Linked DNA regions of Homo sapiens: region 1 is linked to region 2. Evidence: chromatin loops called from intact Hi-C (ENCODE). Cell type or tissue: B cell. All regions are shown on one strand. Each heading gives the region's core, and the rest is flanking DNA. Links, peaks and the distances in the headings are about the cores only. Region 1 has its middle 100 kb from the start of SEMA3D. Region 2 has its middle 44 kb from the start of SEMA3D.

Region 1 (8,347 bases), core at 309-8,308, 59 kb after region 2:
TCAGTGTTCCTTAATCAGTGACTCAGAACAAACACGTTGGCCATCAGATTAACAGACTTTTCCACAGGCAGATCCAGTAAATACAGAAGACTGAAACGATCCAAAGATAAACTATAAAACTAAAAATTGCTGTATGTGGCCTCCAGTTATTTTATTCTCTATGCTCGCTAGACTATTTACCAGGATTTTTTTTCTTATTAAGGGAAGAGTAAGCAATACATCTCTGAAACATGTGTCAGTAGTTTAAAAATGTGCAAAGCAAGGCAAAGGTGTGATTCCACTTCCACAGCGAAAAAGCATGCATTTCAAACTTATGAAAAAAATTTCAGCCATGTATGAAACTTGTCACCCAGACATTGATTCGTTCCTTCTTATTCCTCATATATGCATGCATAACATCATCAAGATTTTTTAATGATAGACGTATACCTTATGATTGTTTTCATAATGTATTCTGCAAAACATGTTTTTTACTCTCATATGATTCCTCAAGCAACAGTACAAATAGGGATACTAGGAAATCTTAACATAACACAGATTGCTGCCAAATTGTCAGCTGTTGCTGGATGAATGGTGAGACTGAGACACATTTTTACCGCCTCGGGCTAACCGTTTTAGATGACACATCTGTATACAGTTGTCCAGTTAATACTAGTATAAGTCTTCACTGTTGTCATAAATAATATAACTAAGAAAACTAGAGGTGCAGTGATGCCTTTCCTCTGGAATGTAATGTGAGGATTATAACCAGGATAGTTACCCTGTTGATCAGTCACAACCCTAAGCTCGTCCCTGGGGACTGCTGAAAGCATTTCCAATTCTTCATGTCTTAAGTATGTAATCATATCCTAGAGACTTCAGTTACATACTGATAACAATTGCTTCTTTTCTAGAAGGCAAACCACACCAACCATAGAAGAGGAGAATTAAAACTTCTATCCATAAATTTCACATGCAAACACATGACAATGATTGTATTGAAGGTTGTCATCTGCTGTCATTGTCAGTAGTCTCATCAAGGGACAACTGCTAGTCTTGCACTCCAGAGGCCTTTTAACTTTTAAATTTGTGATTTCACACTTGAGACAAATCTGCTGTCATTTAAAAAGACAAATGCAAATTCTAAAGAATTAATTTCCCTGTAAATACAAATGAAGAGGTGTCCTTAGCCTCATTATTTTGTAGACTTTTAAAGAGGATCTCCTACGATTACTGGAAAATTGCAAGTAAACGTGATGGTAGAATACATAAAAATTCCAATTTTTTTGAAATATAAGTTAAATGAGAAACAAATAGTCTTATAAATTATATTTTCTAGTACCTTTGCAAATGCCACTGTATGACATTTTCATTCATGTACATTTCTTATAAAATAAAATTGAAAGCCTAGCCCTCATAGAAAATTGGAGTGAAAACTTCCAGTCTATTATCAGAAAAAATAATTAGTTAAGGAGTTTAGGTAATTGTGATTTGATTCTGGATGATTTCTATAATTGTATCAAGTTATTTTTTTTAACTCAAAATGTATGTTGAACTAGTTTCTATAAAACATCAGCTGTTCTTGGTAAAATAATTCATAATAAAGACAAATTACCATATTTTTCAGTGACGTGCCCGTAACTCTGCAAACTAATTTAAAATGTATTTAATACTGGTAGGAACCAAACAAAATAGCATAATTTATGAGTTTCTGATTTTTATATTAAAAAGTTTATTTAATTTATTGTATCATTATTGTTATATGTGAACATGACTTTTAGAGATTTTAGGCTCATTTTTAAACTTAGGAATAAAGAAGGCTATATAATAGCCATATTTTGAAAATGCAGAGATTAGGAATTCTAATCTCATCCCTTCTTTGAAAAAGTCTATTTTTTAGTCTTTACCTCAGTTTTTACATCAGTACTATATATAAGGCATTAATAATTTAACTTGGTATTTTTTAGCATATTCACTTACCTGATTTACAGACATTTTAAATACAGAATTTCTTTATAATAACCTACTCATTCTTTATGAACGAATAACCAATGTAAAATAAAAACAGATCCATTAGGAACAATTCTTATTTGAACTATCATGCTACATAAATCCAGTAATAAACAGCCCTTAGAAAGGCTAAGTAGGGACTGAAACTCTACTTCCAGATGGGCAGACATTTATTTCTGTTGATTCCTCACTTTTTCCGGGCAGTTCCTTTTACCTATCACTCCTCTTATCAATGTCACCGGACCTACTTCTTGATTTTTTACTTTGCTCTAAGCCTGGTGGAAGAGGAGTACTTTTGTAGCCAATATGGAAATAGCATCCTCAAGTACACGTCACTGTCTTTGTATTAAGTGTATCCTCAGCCCCTAGCCTCTCCCTCACTGTCCATCCTCCAGCTTTTCTCAGCTTTTCATATCCAGATCTCTAACTACTGCCCCTTTGGGGGAAATGTCCATGTTAACTGCAGTTGGTTTTCCACATATGTGCAGATGAAAGTCCTTTAGCATTTTGTGTACAAGACAAACAGCACCAATGTGTAACCTTCTATTTTCTTTTATTCCTAGAAGGCTTACAGGAAAATAAAGTTGGGAAGGCAGGAGGGCAGGCAAAGTTTTACGTTTATTTCTTTACTTTTAGTTGTTATTTACTCTGAGAGAACAAATTCTTTTTTGTTTGCTTCAAACATCAAAGTGCAAGAGAGTAAGCAAAAGTGTGTTTGAATTCTTTGTTAGAGCAGGGAAGTACATATTTTTTTTTTTTTTTTTTTTTTGCACGTGGGTGATGAGCTATAGAGAAAGGGGATTCCTGTGGTTCATAAAAAGGAATAAAAGAGTCATTAGCATTCTGGTAAGCACTGCTGTCTCCCGGGTACATGAGATAAAGGGCAGATAGGCATTAAAATACAAGAATGAATCAGCTACCTCCGTTTCTTCCCCATCTGTGTGTCCCACATCAACCTGTTATGTGACTACTGAAGCTTTCTATTCTTCAAATACCCAAAAGTCATTCTTTTTCCTGAGCATTGGCTACCAGCACCTCAATACGTCTCCTAGGCTTGCCTGGCTGGAGCTCCCATGCAAAGGATTTGAGGACCTTGATTAGTGGTTTTTAGTGGGGCTCTTCTATGTTCTGTTGCTCAGAAATGGAGGTGGTGGGAATGAGTTCCAGGTTCAGTCATAATCAGTGGTTCATGTGTTCTCATTTTCCAAATAGGTATTCAGTTTCTGATAGGAAAAGTGGTAGAAAAGAAGGTCAATGAATGGAATTTGCTTACAACAGCAGGCAGGATATGTACTAAGTTAAATAGCTTATTTCAGGCTGAACGTCTAGACCATTCACTACCTGTAAGTTCGTTTTATGACAGCTTAAAATTTCTGATATAAAGACCTTTAAAACCTAAATATCTTGTTCATTCATGCTTCATTTACCTAGAAAATACACAGTTTTTCCATGTACTTTATTCGTCATCTGACATAAAATTTTCCAAGTGGTAGAAAAAATACATTTTAATTAATTCACTCATTAATGTGTTTCATAAACATTGAATATCTTCTGGATTAGGCACTCTTTAACTTTATTTAAATAGATAAAGGACTTCCATGAAACTGCAAATATTTAATATATCAGTTATATATATTGGTACTTTTTAGCATACATTTCTTTTCACCTTTATAGGCTCTCAAAGAAGATGACATTCTCCACAAAAGGTAATAGTTGGAGTTAGAAATAGACATCTTGATATTTTTCCTTTTTTCACCTGGCCTTTCAGAGCTGAAAGGTCATTGAAAAGGAGGAAGTACTTTTAAGTGTATCCTGTGTCTTGTGATCTAAGGTTATTTAAATAAGAAAGCACAAGAAATGGAGAAGTTGCCTCCAAGAACAAGGATGTTTTTCTTTCATATTGCATTACACAGAGACAGGTTTTCTGGGGCCTGAAAACTGCACAGCTGTGTGCATTTGTGTTTAAGATTAGGTTTATTGTGTTTAGCTTGCCTCTTCTTTTACGGTTACTCTTCCTCAGCTGTCCATCTTTCCATCTCACTTTCACGTTTCAACTCTCAAAAAAATGTGGAAGATAATGAAATGTCTGGAATTTCTTTGGTGTATGGATTCAAAGTAATAGTGAAATAGCCGTGCTCTACTGGACACTGTCATTCATGAAATTGTGTAAAATCTGAAAATAAGCATTCGATTAACTGCTCAGACCATTAAAAAAAAACATTTTAAGGAAAGTCTAGGAATTAAGAACATAGGAAGGATTAAAATTTGAATTGTTTAATGAGGTGAATTTCTGACAAAAAAAACTTACAACTTTGAATACAGACTATTTCTTATAAGAAATAAACTTTTCCCCTTTCTTCCCCCCATCTCCCGATCTCAAGTTTTCTGAAATCAACTCAAATGACAAAATAACACAATCCTCACATTGCTATCTTTTGTTTACTTTTTCTTATCTGATTAATAATTAAATTTTATTTGTCTCATTTTTATTAATAATACATATTTACACAAATGTGCATATTAAATACGTGTATTTAGTATCTTATGAATTTTGAAGAAAAAAAACCAGAACATCTTTGGATGTGCTGTGTTGGGTGATTTTAGCTTCCTTTTTGGTTTTCCCCCACAAAAAAGGAAAGGGAAAATTCTACTTAGTCTCTTGTTTTTACAGACACTGAAAATCTACTTGCTTTCTCATTCTTAAAGAAATTACATTTTCTGTCAAGCAAGGATGTCCTATTATCAAATAATGTAACTCATGCAAGATTTGAAAACTAATATGTGATATTTCCCAGAAATATTTTGGTTTTTATCAGACACATTTACTAATAGATTTCCAAGCTTTAAAAAGTTAAGGTTAATAGTTATTTCTGGAAGATCAAGGAACTCCCTGTTGGATCCATGCTCTTGGATCACAGTATGAAACAGTTTATTTTTGCTTTTACGACCAGACTTTGGGGTTCTTTTTAACTTGATTTGTTCATCTCAAAGTCTGAAAAACCAAGATGTATGAAAACTGTAGTATGAAAATTATAAAGCTGTATAAACTCTTCTTATTGTGTATTTCATTAATATTCCTATCATCTTAAATACTATTATTTTGTATTTTGCAAATGTGGTACTCTTAGTTTTCACTATTCTGTAACAACCAAAGTAGTTCAGAAAAAAAAATAGCTAAATGTTCAGAATTAATAAAACTGCCACTGTATACCAAGCATAAAAAATTGTTGCTTTTATGAAGTTCAAAGAAGTTATGGCTACTTGAAGTCTCCTAAATATTGATTTGTGAATTTTGTGTGTGTTATGGAGTAAATTGTGTTCCCGCTTCTAAAAATTTCATTTTGAAGTGCTAACTTCCCCCAAACATGACTGAATTTGGAGACAGGATCTTTACAAAGGTGATTAAGTTAAAATGAGATCATTAGGGTTTGCCTGAGTTCAGCTGGATGGGTGCCCTTGTGAGAAGAGGAAATTTGGACAAAGATTTGTATAGAGAGAAGGCATGTGAAGACACAGGGAGAAGATGGCCATCTCCAAACCAAATATAGAGGCCTGTAATCAATTCTTCCTGTGGCCTTCAGAAGGAACCAATTCTACCTATACCTTATCTTAGACTTTTAGTCTCCAGAATGGTGAGAGAATAAATACTTGTGGTTTAATTTATCTAATCTGTGGTACTTTGTTATGGCAGTCCTAGCAAACTAATATGGTATGAAAATTATCAATTTCTTATGAGAAAATAAAACACATAATTTGAAAATAAATTAAAATTAGTAATATGCATAACTATATATATTTAATTGCTATATTATCCAATTAATGTTAACTCAGTATGAATGTAGTACTGATATTCAAGCATATATGGTAGTAAAATAATAAGGTAGCCTATTCAAGCATATATGGTAGTAAAACAATAGAGTAAATAATCACTAACAGAGCTTGATTAATCTGTGTTTTTGAGCCTGGTTTACTATAGTACCTTTTCATTACAGCAACTATAACTTTTATTTATTATAACCCATTAACATATCTTTAAAATTTCATTTTTTTGGAAAAGTATTTAGCTAGAAGTTTTTAAAAGGAATATTTCCAATAAAATATTTTAGTCTAACTATAAAATTAAGAAATGCAAATTCCTTCTCTAATTTTAATTTTATGTATTAACATGGAACAGAAATGGATTTAGTCCTATCATTTTATAAATAAGTAGTTTTTCTTTGTACTTAGACATTCTTTTTAAATCAATGCAATGCCGGTGTGAAAGGTGAATTTACAAAGCATTTTAATCATTGATGTGTGACTAACTCTATGGATTGCTTGGGTTGCTAAGGTGGCATTAACAATAATTGCAGGAACTACTCACTGCCTTAATGATATTGCTAACTTTGACAGGGACATATGCCTTTTCACAAATGAAAAACAAGACTTGAGTACAAGACATTTAACAAAGCAGTTAATGATTAATTGCTAAACAAATCATATACAATAAATGCTAGTTAGAAGGAGTGAATACTGGGGATATAGTGGTTTTGAAAGATACTTCATAGCATTGCTGCTGCTGTTTTTAATCAACTTTACATTAAATACTAATATTCAGAGGTAGTTACAAAGCCATTTTTTTGTCAAAATGAAAGTTTGAGAAAATTTTGAATTAAAAAAAGGAAGTTGATTTTGAGGTTAAGCTGCCAATTGTTAGTTTCAATTTTGATGAAATGCATCAATGCCTCTAATTTTTCATCAAAACATAACTTACTTTTTTTTTTTCACTAGAACAGAACTCATGTGTGTTAAGGCAGAGTATTTGACATGTCCTTTCACTTGGTTTCCCTCTTGAATGGTACTGTAAGGCTTACATAGGCAGTTCATTAACACATGAGTGAAATCATCTGTTTGTGTGTTCATTCTTTGGCTTGCTGCAAACTCAAAATTTTGGGTGTTTTAATCTGTGCTGTGCTAACTGTAGCAATTGCTACAACAACATGAATAACACATTAAAACAAATTTTCGTAAGTTATCATGAGAGATTTTTAAAGACAAGTTTGTTGAACAGCCAATGGCACTCTGAAATTAGAAATTCAGGCAGATGGGGACTTGTATTCATTTCCCTGAGGGTGCTGTAATAAATCACAAACTGAGTAACTAACAAAGATAAATTTATTGTGTTACAATTCTGGAGGTTAGAAGTCTGAAATAAAGATGTCGTCTTGGCCATAAACCCTCTGGAATCTATAGAGAAGATGTAGAGAAGACTTCTTCCTTGCCTCTTCCAGCTTCTGGTGTTTGCCAGCAATTCTTGGAGTTCCTTGACTTGTAGATGCATCATTCTTCTATTGTCACATGGCTGCTTTCTCTCTTTTCTCTTCTTATAAGGACACCAGTCACACTGGAATAAAGACTCATCCTTGTCCAGTATGACTTCATCTTAACTAATCACATCAACAACAGTAGTATTTCCAAGAAAGGACACAGTCTGAGGTACTGAGATTTAGGACTTCAACATAGTTTTTTTGGGGAAGACACAATTCAACACATTGAAAATGATCTCAAATGTGAGTAAAAGTTTACCAAGCTGAGAGGGTTAGAGCCAGGAAGCCAAGAAGTATAAGTTTCCTCAGAAACCAGTGGGGCTTTTTCAGAGTGGAAACTCAATAAATATTTATAGATTGAAGGAATGAATACAGGCATGGAGAAGAGCCCGTAGAAATGCAGAAAGATATATATTAGGTTTCTATTGCTGCTGTAACAAATTACCACAAATTTAGTGGCTTAAAACAACATTTATGTATAATTTTATAGTCCGGAAGTCAGGAGTCTGAAATACGTCTTGCTGGACAAAATTCAAAGTCTAAGCAGAGCTGTAACCTTTTCTGGAACTCTAGAGGAAAATGTGTTTTCTTGCCTTTTCCAGCTTCTAGAAGCCCCCTGAATTCCTTGGCTCCTTACTACTTCCTCCATCTTCAAGGCAAATAATGGCTAGTTGAGTCTTTGTCTTAGTGCCACCTCTCTGGTTCTGACTCTTCTGTTTCTCCCTTCTTCATTTAAAGTTCATTGTAATTACATTTGGCCCACCTGGATAATCCAGGATAATCTCCATATTGTAAGGTCAGCTGATTGACAGCCTTAATTCCGTCTACAATTTAACACCCTGTTGCCATTTAATAGAACTATTCTCATGTTCAAGGGATTGGGACACAAACATCTTTGAAGAGCTGACTATTGAGGCCCATTAAAATTTCACTGTTCTTGATAGAAAATTGGTTTCTTCATAAACTGATAACAGAAATTTTTTTTTTTTACCCAGACTGCCTCTGGGTTTACCTGTATATTAATTTATGCATGGATTCATTTAGAAATGTCT
Region 2 (8,347 bases), core at 262-8,261:
AGGGCAGATTGCTCATGACTGGGATTAGTGCCAGTATAAAGGACACCCCAAAGAGCTGCTTTGCTTTTTCTAACATGTGAGGGCACAGACAGAAGCCACCATCTATGAACCAGGAAACAGGCCCTCACTAGATGTTGAATATGCCAGTACCTTAATCTTGAATTTCTCAGCATCCAGAACTACAAAAAATAAATTTCAGTTGTTTATAAGCTACCCAGTTAATAGTATTTTGTTATAGCAGCACAAACAGACTGAAATACATGGCATCTAATTTGAAAACATGCATGACAAATATATAAAATATATGTAATATATGTATGAATATATTTAATATCAGGTCTGCAGAAAAAATTACATTCTTTTAGTAGAAAACAAATGTATGATGAATTTCATAAGTTAGAATTCTGTGTACTATTTCATTTTGAAGAAATTTTCTAAGTTGGACCTTATTAATCATAGTGCAATTTCTTCCAGATTGTTCGTACAATATTATAAAAATCTCTCACTCCTTGTGGTCAATCATATTTTCCATGGCGAATCACAATGGAACAAAGATTAACACTGGCAATAATTATATGACTCAAGTAATTTAGAAAATAATAAATTGTTCTTGCTTCCTCTGTTAATTTTTATATTGATCAACTTGGTATAGAGACTAAGAAAATCTTAGTTTCTAATATTTGTTATCAAAGTATATGACATTGGCCAAAAGCACAATGTTAGACTGTACTTTTTATAAATTTTATGATGAAAAATGACACATCTCTCTTAAAACTGTGACTTGTGTATCTTTTACTTTTTATGTGTTTGTCATACTGACAGATATTTTGAGGTTTTCTATTCTTGTTTTTCTTGTCAAACATCTGCATGAAAAGCCAGTAAGTATTCTGCACACTACAAAGTCATGGTTAAATAATTTCAAACTGTGCAGATAAAAATCGCGAAAGAAACACAACCATTCAGATATTTTCTACACTATGCCAATTTTCCGAATGGTAATTTCATTTTCATTTTTTAAAAAATATTTTATCATTCACTAAGCGGTATGGTATGTTTATTAAAAAACAGAACAAATCAGAGATAGGAAGAGAGATATGTAAGACTTCACAAATATCTACTGGTACACAGTGGTCTAATATTTACTTCCAATGTCAGATCTGGAAATCTCATCAGATAACCTATGTTGTTGCCCTCCAGGCCATAGAGTCAAAATTCTGTTCTTTCTTTGTGTAATCTCTTGATCGTATTCCTTCCTTGATCACACACATTTTCTGTATTTTTTTTAACAAAAGAGTTGGTAATCCATAATTTTTCTCATCCTTTATCTTATCTCATCTGTTTTTCTTATTGTTTTATGCCATCTTAAAACTGCTATTTTGTGATTTCATTGCTCATGAAAGTCATAAGAGAATTATGAAAAAGACATAGAGAGAAGAAATCATGAACACATTTTTAATTCATTGCTCTGGGATAAGAAAGAAACAACAACAAATAAAACCCGTTTAATGTCTCTGTCTTGTGGCCTGTTTTTTAACAATGTTGGTAATCCCAAAGGACAATTAAGTAGCCCAGTTTATAAAATGCTTTACCTAGCACAGCATACTCTGTAAGTTTCCATAAAGTGAAAGAACTTCTAGACATTGTTTCAATGATTTTTTTTCTTTCAGTCCTAAGTAAAATAAAACCTCAGTTTATCACCTTGTCTCTGAAAACTGCTTTTCTTATTTTCATTGTATTTATTTACCATAAGAAGATATACTAAGTTGTAAAATGGAGCCTTTGCATGTTTAATAAAAAGAAAATATATGACACCATATTTTAGAAATCTTGAAACTACATGTAATTGTAAGCCTTCAGAAGATAAACAACTTCAAAAAATTATGAGACAAAATTTTTGTCTTAGATTCTGATATCATCTCGCTCAGAGTACTGCAAATGCTTTTAAAAATATAATTGAAAGATTACATTAATAAAAAACTGTCTTGGTCCATTGCTATTTTTTTAAAAATACCCTCCAATAACTGAATATTTTAGTTCAATAAAATTATTTTAAAAATTCTACATATTCAATAAGAGCATTTCATGAAATTAGGGTTTCTACACCATTGGATTTTATCTACAAAAATGGTCATGGCTCTAGTAACTATTTTTTATAAAAACATTATGGCTAAACTCCAAAAATTACATATACTGTTTGTTAACAAGTGTCTAAATTTAATATGAGTGTAACTTTAAGTGCCCTTGATGAAAAACCAAAGAAAATGAATAAAATTTCAGTCTCATTTTATCTTAGCAGCATTCAAAATGAAACACTGGAAATGATTAGATACAAATTCCCTTCTAATAATAGAACTTTGCACATTTTGCATATTTTGCATTTTCCCCTCTACTAACATGTCTGATCCAATTTATTTCTAATCCCTTGCTTCTGTTTTTCCTGTTCTTCATTCTTCATTCTGTCTCAACTACCCACTTTGCCAGCCTTCTACTTACTTTTCATTCCATCTTTTTGAACCTATTTTTAAATGTAAGTAAGCTCCAATGTACTTCTGCTTTTCAAAATAAAAGAAAAAAACTCTTCTTAACTGCTTTAAATAAAACTAAGTTTTCTTGAATGGTAAAACTCTCACACATTTTTCTTCTGCAGTTTATTTAATGACATCCAATTAGAATGAATATTTTGTGCCTTGTCAATCTCTTACTACTTCCAGATAAATGTGCAGCAAAATAGCTTTGATTATATCCATATTTCTACATCTTAATCAATACTCTCCTTTTCACATTGTTCACTTCTTCCATTCTCTTGAATCAGATTTTTGCTACCATGACATTTCTCTGTGTCTCATTCAGCCACTCTTCACTCAGCTTTTTAGAGGCTTTCCAGAATCACATGCCTCTGCTTATGACCAGCCTTTTCAATAATGGCATTGCTTGAACACTTACTATAACCTTAACCAACTTTACCAATATCCAACTTGGGATATCTCTACAGCATGTTTCTGTGTTGTTGATTTTGAGCTGCACTTTGGATTCAGTGCATATACATGGGATCAATCCTTCAAGGATCCTCAGTGTTTACAGTTCCAGGAGTGTTTCACATAATTTTTATATTCTACAATTATTCCTCACCCTCACTAAAACAGTCAACGTATCTCATAACCTACATTGTAGAGCTTGAAGTCGTCCAGTATGAAGTGTTTTCATTTCCCTTTTCCTCGATATCTTTCCAGTTTTACTTATTAAAAGTATATCTCCTATTAATGTGTTGAATCCTCCTTGCTCATTTACTTTGAATTTTAATTTGTTAATATCTATACTTCTTCCATGGTCTTTAGATCTCCTCTCTTACTTGGCTGTTTGCTCATTTCCTGAATGTATGCTTAGTTCATCCATGCATTAAAATGTCGTCTACTTTCTCAAACCTTCTACTTCCTCATGCAACCGTTAAACTAGTCTGCTTCCTCTCCATGTCGAAGAACATAATGGAGTAATTTCTACCTGCTTATTGCATTTTATAGTCCCATTTGGCTTGCCTTTCATACTCAGTTGCCAAACCAACAAACTCAACAAGAACACCAACTTCCCTCTAATAGTGGGCTTTACTCCCAGTTCTTGAACACTTGGGGCTCAGTTTCTGTAATAGTTTACACTTTCTTGTCTTTGAGGAATGTGTTTTCTTGGTATGTAGATGTTGTTTTCTTAAAACGTTCTTTTCTAGTTCTCTCAGTGTGACTGTTTTTTGTTTTTATTTTTCATTTGTGTCTTCTCAGGTCTCTTCCTTTCTCTGTCTTAAAAGTAGACAGTGCCAGGATTCTATCTTTGGCTTTCTCTTCCTTTCTATCCAACCCTTTTACTATGCTGTAGCGTCTACTTTATCGTACGTATCCATCTTGATATATTATGATTATTGACAAATCAACATCCACAATGACAAATTAATCATTAATTTTCCTGAAATGGATATTCCATTCTTTATTTTTTTAAACTGCTGTATGTTTTTTAGAAAGCATCCAAGTGTTGAAATCTCCAAATCATCATTGAATTATTCCAACCCTTCTCGTAAAACCAATCTTTCCCTTTTTTTTTTTTTTTTTTTTTTTTTTTTTGAGACGGAGTCTCGCTCTGTCACCCAGGCTGGAGTGCAGTAGTGGGGCGATCTCGGCTCACTGCAAGCTCCGCCTCCCGGGTTCACGCCATTCTCCTGCCTCAGCCTCCCCAGTGGCTGGGACTACAGGCGTCTGCCACCACACCCGGCTAATTTTTTGTACTTTTAGTAGAGACAGGGTTTCACTGTGTTAGCCAGGATGGTCTCGATCTCCTGACTTTGTGATCCGCCCCCCTCAGCCTCCCAAAGTGCTGGGATTATAGGCGTGAGCCACTGCGCCAGGCCTGGGGTTTCTTATACAGTAAGAACATGTGTTAAGATTGTATTCTTTGCATTTTTCCATCTTTTTTTTCATACAAACTTTCTTCAAGTCAGTTAGAGGCATTCACATTGGCTAAGGGAAAAGTGGTACTGTTTTAGGCAGAGTAAAAAGAGGAAAAACATTTTTTTCTTAAAAAATATGGTCACTGTATATCAAAAAGAATGTTAGAGGAAAGTAGAAAATAAAGTTTATGCAAAAATTGTCGAATTCCAGTGAAAACGAAAAAGATTCACCCACTCTATTTAATGGACTAGGAAATAAGTGGATGATTACCAGGGTTGGGACAGAAAACAGATATAGGAATATGATCTGGAGGCAGGAGTGTTGGCTACGAAAAATGAGTGCATTTGGCATTGGGAGGAGGAGTGAGTTGGCCTCAGAAATTAACTGTCCCTCAGCCTATCAGTGCTGGGGAATCACATGGAAGCTAGGCCAATATTTTTTTGTGCCATTATGTCATTGCTTGTTAGCTTTGTAAGACTAATTGTTGTGGGGTGTGAGCTCAGGATTGAAAGTTGTCTGCAAATCACCATTACATCATCCAGAAGAACAATCACTTAGTCTGGAACACTTGGCTAACCCTCATCTGAATTGCTCTGTTTTTCTAATAATTCAGGATATTTGTAAGAACCTCTAACAAATGATTGAAAGATTTCCGTAAAAAAGGTGGTGGCAGTGTAGAAAGAAAATCTTAGTATTTATGCTTGGGCAAGTTGGGATAATATCCTCCTGCACATGGACTGTGAAACAAGCATCATTAGCTTGTGAATCTTGTGCAACTAAGTTTTATTGCGGACAAAATAGCACCCCTAAACGAGAAGCAATAATCTCTTTTTCTCTTTTATTGTCGTATCATTTTTTTCAGGGGATCCTGAAAGACTTAGGCTTCTCCTGAAATATTGATAGTAGGAATAACTACTAGCTAAGAGTGTACAGGTGGAGGTTAGAGACTTCCTTAAAATCAAACTAGATAAATGTGAAACTTTTCTAAAAAGTGAAATCTATTGAAACAAATAAACAAGCAAGTAAACTAGCTCTCTTGGGAATATCTGCTGTGCTATGTGTGCCAAATAAATTGTGGTTCTAATGCAACTTCATGCGTTTATATGCCTGGCCATTAACCCTTTATGAGTCCTTATTTCTGAATGGAGAGGGAGAGACATAGAAAATCATCCTTAAACTTGTCCCTACCCTCTAGCAACATCACACAATCCTCTTTAAATCCTCTTCATTCCCTGAGAAGGGAAAGAAAATCTACATTTAACTTATTAAATTTAACGGTAGACCTCTGCTCAGTGTCAAACATATTTTCTGACCAAGGAGTAAATATGATTTCATCATGAGGACATTATTTTGAGGAAATCATTTTTCCTATTACTGAAAAAAATGTGTTGATGTTAGAAAAAACTCTTCAATGCCAGGTGAAATGGTTTTGAACAACGGCTAGCGCGAATGAAAAAAAAAAAAGATGTTACTTGAATGAAAAGTCAATTTAAGAAACAGAGTACACTGTTGAAATGCTAGAATGGCTCAGCCTTTGAGATGATTAGTACCCTCAAATGAAACTGGTTTCCAGTGATCAAGTTCGAATGTGTGAGTAGCCTTGAGTAAGTTTCCATGTATAGAATTAGAGAGTAATACTGCCTTACTTCTAAATCCTTACCAGAAGGCAAGGAAACTGCACATATGTGATTAGGCTAGATAATCTCATGAGAAAGCACAGAGCAGAAGATGAGTAGACAGATAAGTACTCTGGAACTTCAGTTTAGTCTGGCCTTCACATTATGTTTACCTGGACAGCAAGTCTCCTTGTGGAACTCCTGCCCTCCCGTACTTTGTTGTTATTAATAGTGGTGTTGAAAGTGAATAAAGATGGTGCTTGTAATCATTTTGCATGTGGAGATCAGTCTGGTTTTACTAGTTTTATCTGATTGCTAACGTTGAATAAGAGATACCAATACAAGCAAGAATAAAAACAGTAATAGAAGCTTCTCCTACAAAACAATATGCCAAACTTCAAAAATGTTTTCGTTGTGAAAGACAAAGGAAGGTTTTGGAGCTCTTCCAGATTAAAAGAGACCAAAATGACATGGCAACTCATAGCAACATAAGAGCCTGAACTGGGTCTAGATCAGGGGAAAATGCCATTAATGATGTTATCAGGATAACTGTCTATAACCTGAATGAAGAAAGCATATTAGACAATATAATTTTATCAATGTTTAGTTTCCTTAGTTTGATAATGTTAGAGAATGTATTCTTGACTTTTAAGGTTACAAACTGAAGTTTTTGGTGGTAAAGAGGAATGCAGTCTACAATGTTTCTCTTTATTGTTTCCAGCATAAAAACAAAACAGCTTCCACTGAAGCTTTTCAGGGTTTTGGAAGCAGAGTGGGTGTGCTCCCTGAGACCCCCAGAAAGGCCACCTGCCAAGATGAAGGGCTTAATAACTAATTTTTATCTGTTATCTTTGTAGTGTCCCTGGGCAATACTTGAAGACTGCGAGAAAGAGATCAGAACTGGATGCACCTTCAGTAAAGTGCTGGAAGAGATAAAAGACACTAAACTTCCTGAGAGAAACTAAAGTAGTTTCCTATCATACTGTCCACTAGAATATTTTTTCCTCGGGCCAGACTGAAGGCAGCTGTGAAGCAGAGCCATTGAGAGAGAAATGAGAGATTGAGAGATCAGTGGTCCTATTGCAAATGACCACTGTACTGGAGTTGCTCACCAGCAAACATCTGAGCCATCTCCACTAGCAGTTGCTTGAGGGCTGCACCTACAGAGCTTTTAAGCTCAGAAAAGCTCAATAAAAGCTCAGAAAAATTTATGAAAGGATTATAAAGTGAAAACTTTTTACTCTCAATCTTGCATAGAGAGAAAAAGATATCCAGTGTAAAATTAGTTTTCCAAAGAATAATGATAAAAGAAAATAACAGGTGTGTTAAAGGAACTAAAATGATCTTGACAGTTTGCAAGAAATAATGAAGCAAATAGTATTATTCACTTTAATTATTCCATTTAGGATTTATAGCTTGGCAAAACAAACTGAAAAATAAGGAAAAGGAGGAAGAGTCCCTTTGCATCGCTGCCCAGATTTCTGTCAGATATGTCTAAGCACAGGCTTTCTCAACCAGGGCTGGCTAGCGGCCCTCGGGCTTTCAGATAAACACTGATTCTTAAGGAATTTCTCAGCAGCTTGGGGAGTGAGCAGTTTGCACTGGAGCTGACACAGGTGTGTATGTCATTAACCCCAACAAGATCTTCAGACAGAGAAGCCATATATAACTGTCCTAGCACTGCTCAGTAGCACCTCTGGGCATAGTAAGGAAGAGAATAATAGTGTTGGTGTATGGTATTATTTTCCCTTTCTAGAAAAATTTTCTGTCTGGGATTATCACAACTCTGCTACTATTAGAAAACATATATATACTTATATACACATTATTTCTCTTCCAAATTTTCTTATAGTGGTATGTTCTGAATGTGTAAAAACAATTCTTGTCTAACAGAATTTGAGTGTCTTACCAAGTATGTTGTCGGGGGTATTTATAAGGCAAATATTGGGTGCTCTTGTCTTATTCATCAGTAATTTAAAAATCTAATTTTTCAGAAAAAGATCTAGAACACTGATTAGTGGACATTACAAAAAAGATCATTAGTTTGCTGATTTCACCATATAACTAAGTCTTATCAACTGAATTATTATTTCTCAGAGGGAAAAGGAAGGTAATGTTTAAAGGAGGATCTCTGTTCAAGGGAATAATTTTTCTTTATTCTTGATATCTGAACAGAACCCAGCTAAGGATTTGGAGCTAATTGAAATGGTAAAATGTATAATATGGGTGAAAGATAAAGCAATTTATATTCATAAAAATATTTTAGAAGAAATAGAAGTCATGATTTTTAAGCATAAGTGA

What was found. Hi-C counts contacts between places; a loop is a spot of excess contacts. Peaks named below come from ENCODE experiments on the same cell type or tissue, not always from the same donor. Only the 100,000 strongest peaks of a DNase experiment are listed, where the experiment ranks them.
Region 1: it touches region 2 in a loop (6-fold over the local background); 2 of 110 quality-filtered maps call a loop at or near these places.

The regions. Positions count from the first base shown.
Region 1 is chr7:85,286,631-85,294,977 of GRCh38, forward strand. No RefSeq gene overlaps it. Among named protein-coding and RNA genes, the nearest start is that of SEMA3D, 100 kb to the left of the region's middle. In B cell, for the core only: no CTCF peak of the experiment used is centred there; DNase peaks (open chromatin) are centred at 2,821, 3,851 and 6,701; H3K4me3 peaks cover 1,568 bases; H3K27ac peaks cover 5,160 bases.
Region 2 is chr7:85,227,360-85,235,706 of GRCh38, forward strand. It overlaps a transcript of SEMA3D not described here. Among named protein-coding and RNA genes, the nearest start is that of SEMA3D, 44 kb to the left of the region's middle. In B cell, for the core only: no CTCF peak of the experiment used is centred there; a DNase peak (open chromatin) is centred at 3,422; H3K4me3 peaks cover 1,576 bases; H3K27ac peaks cover 1,278 bases.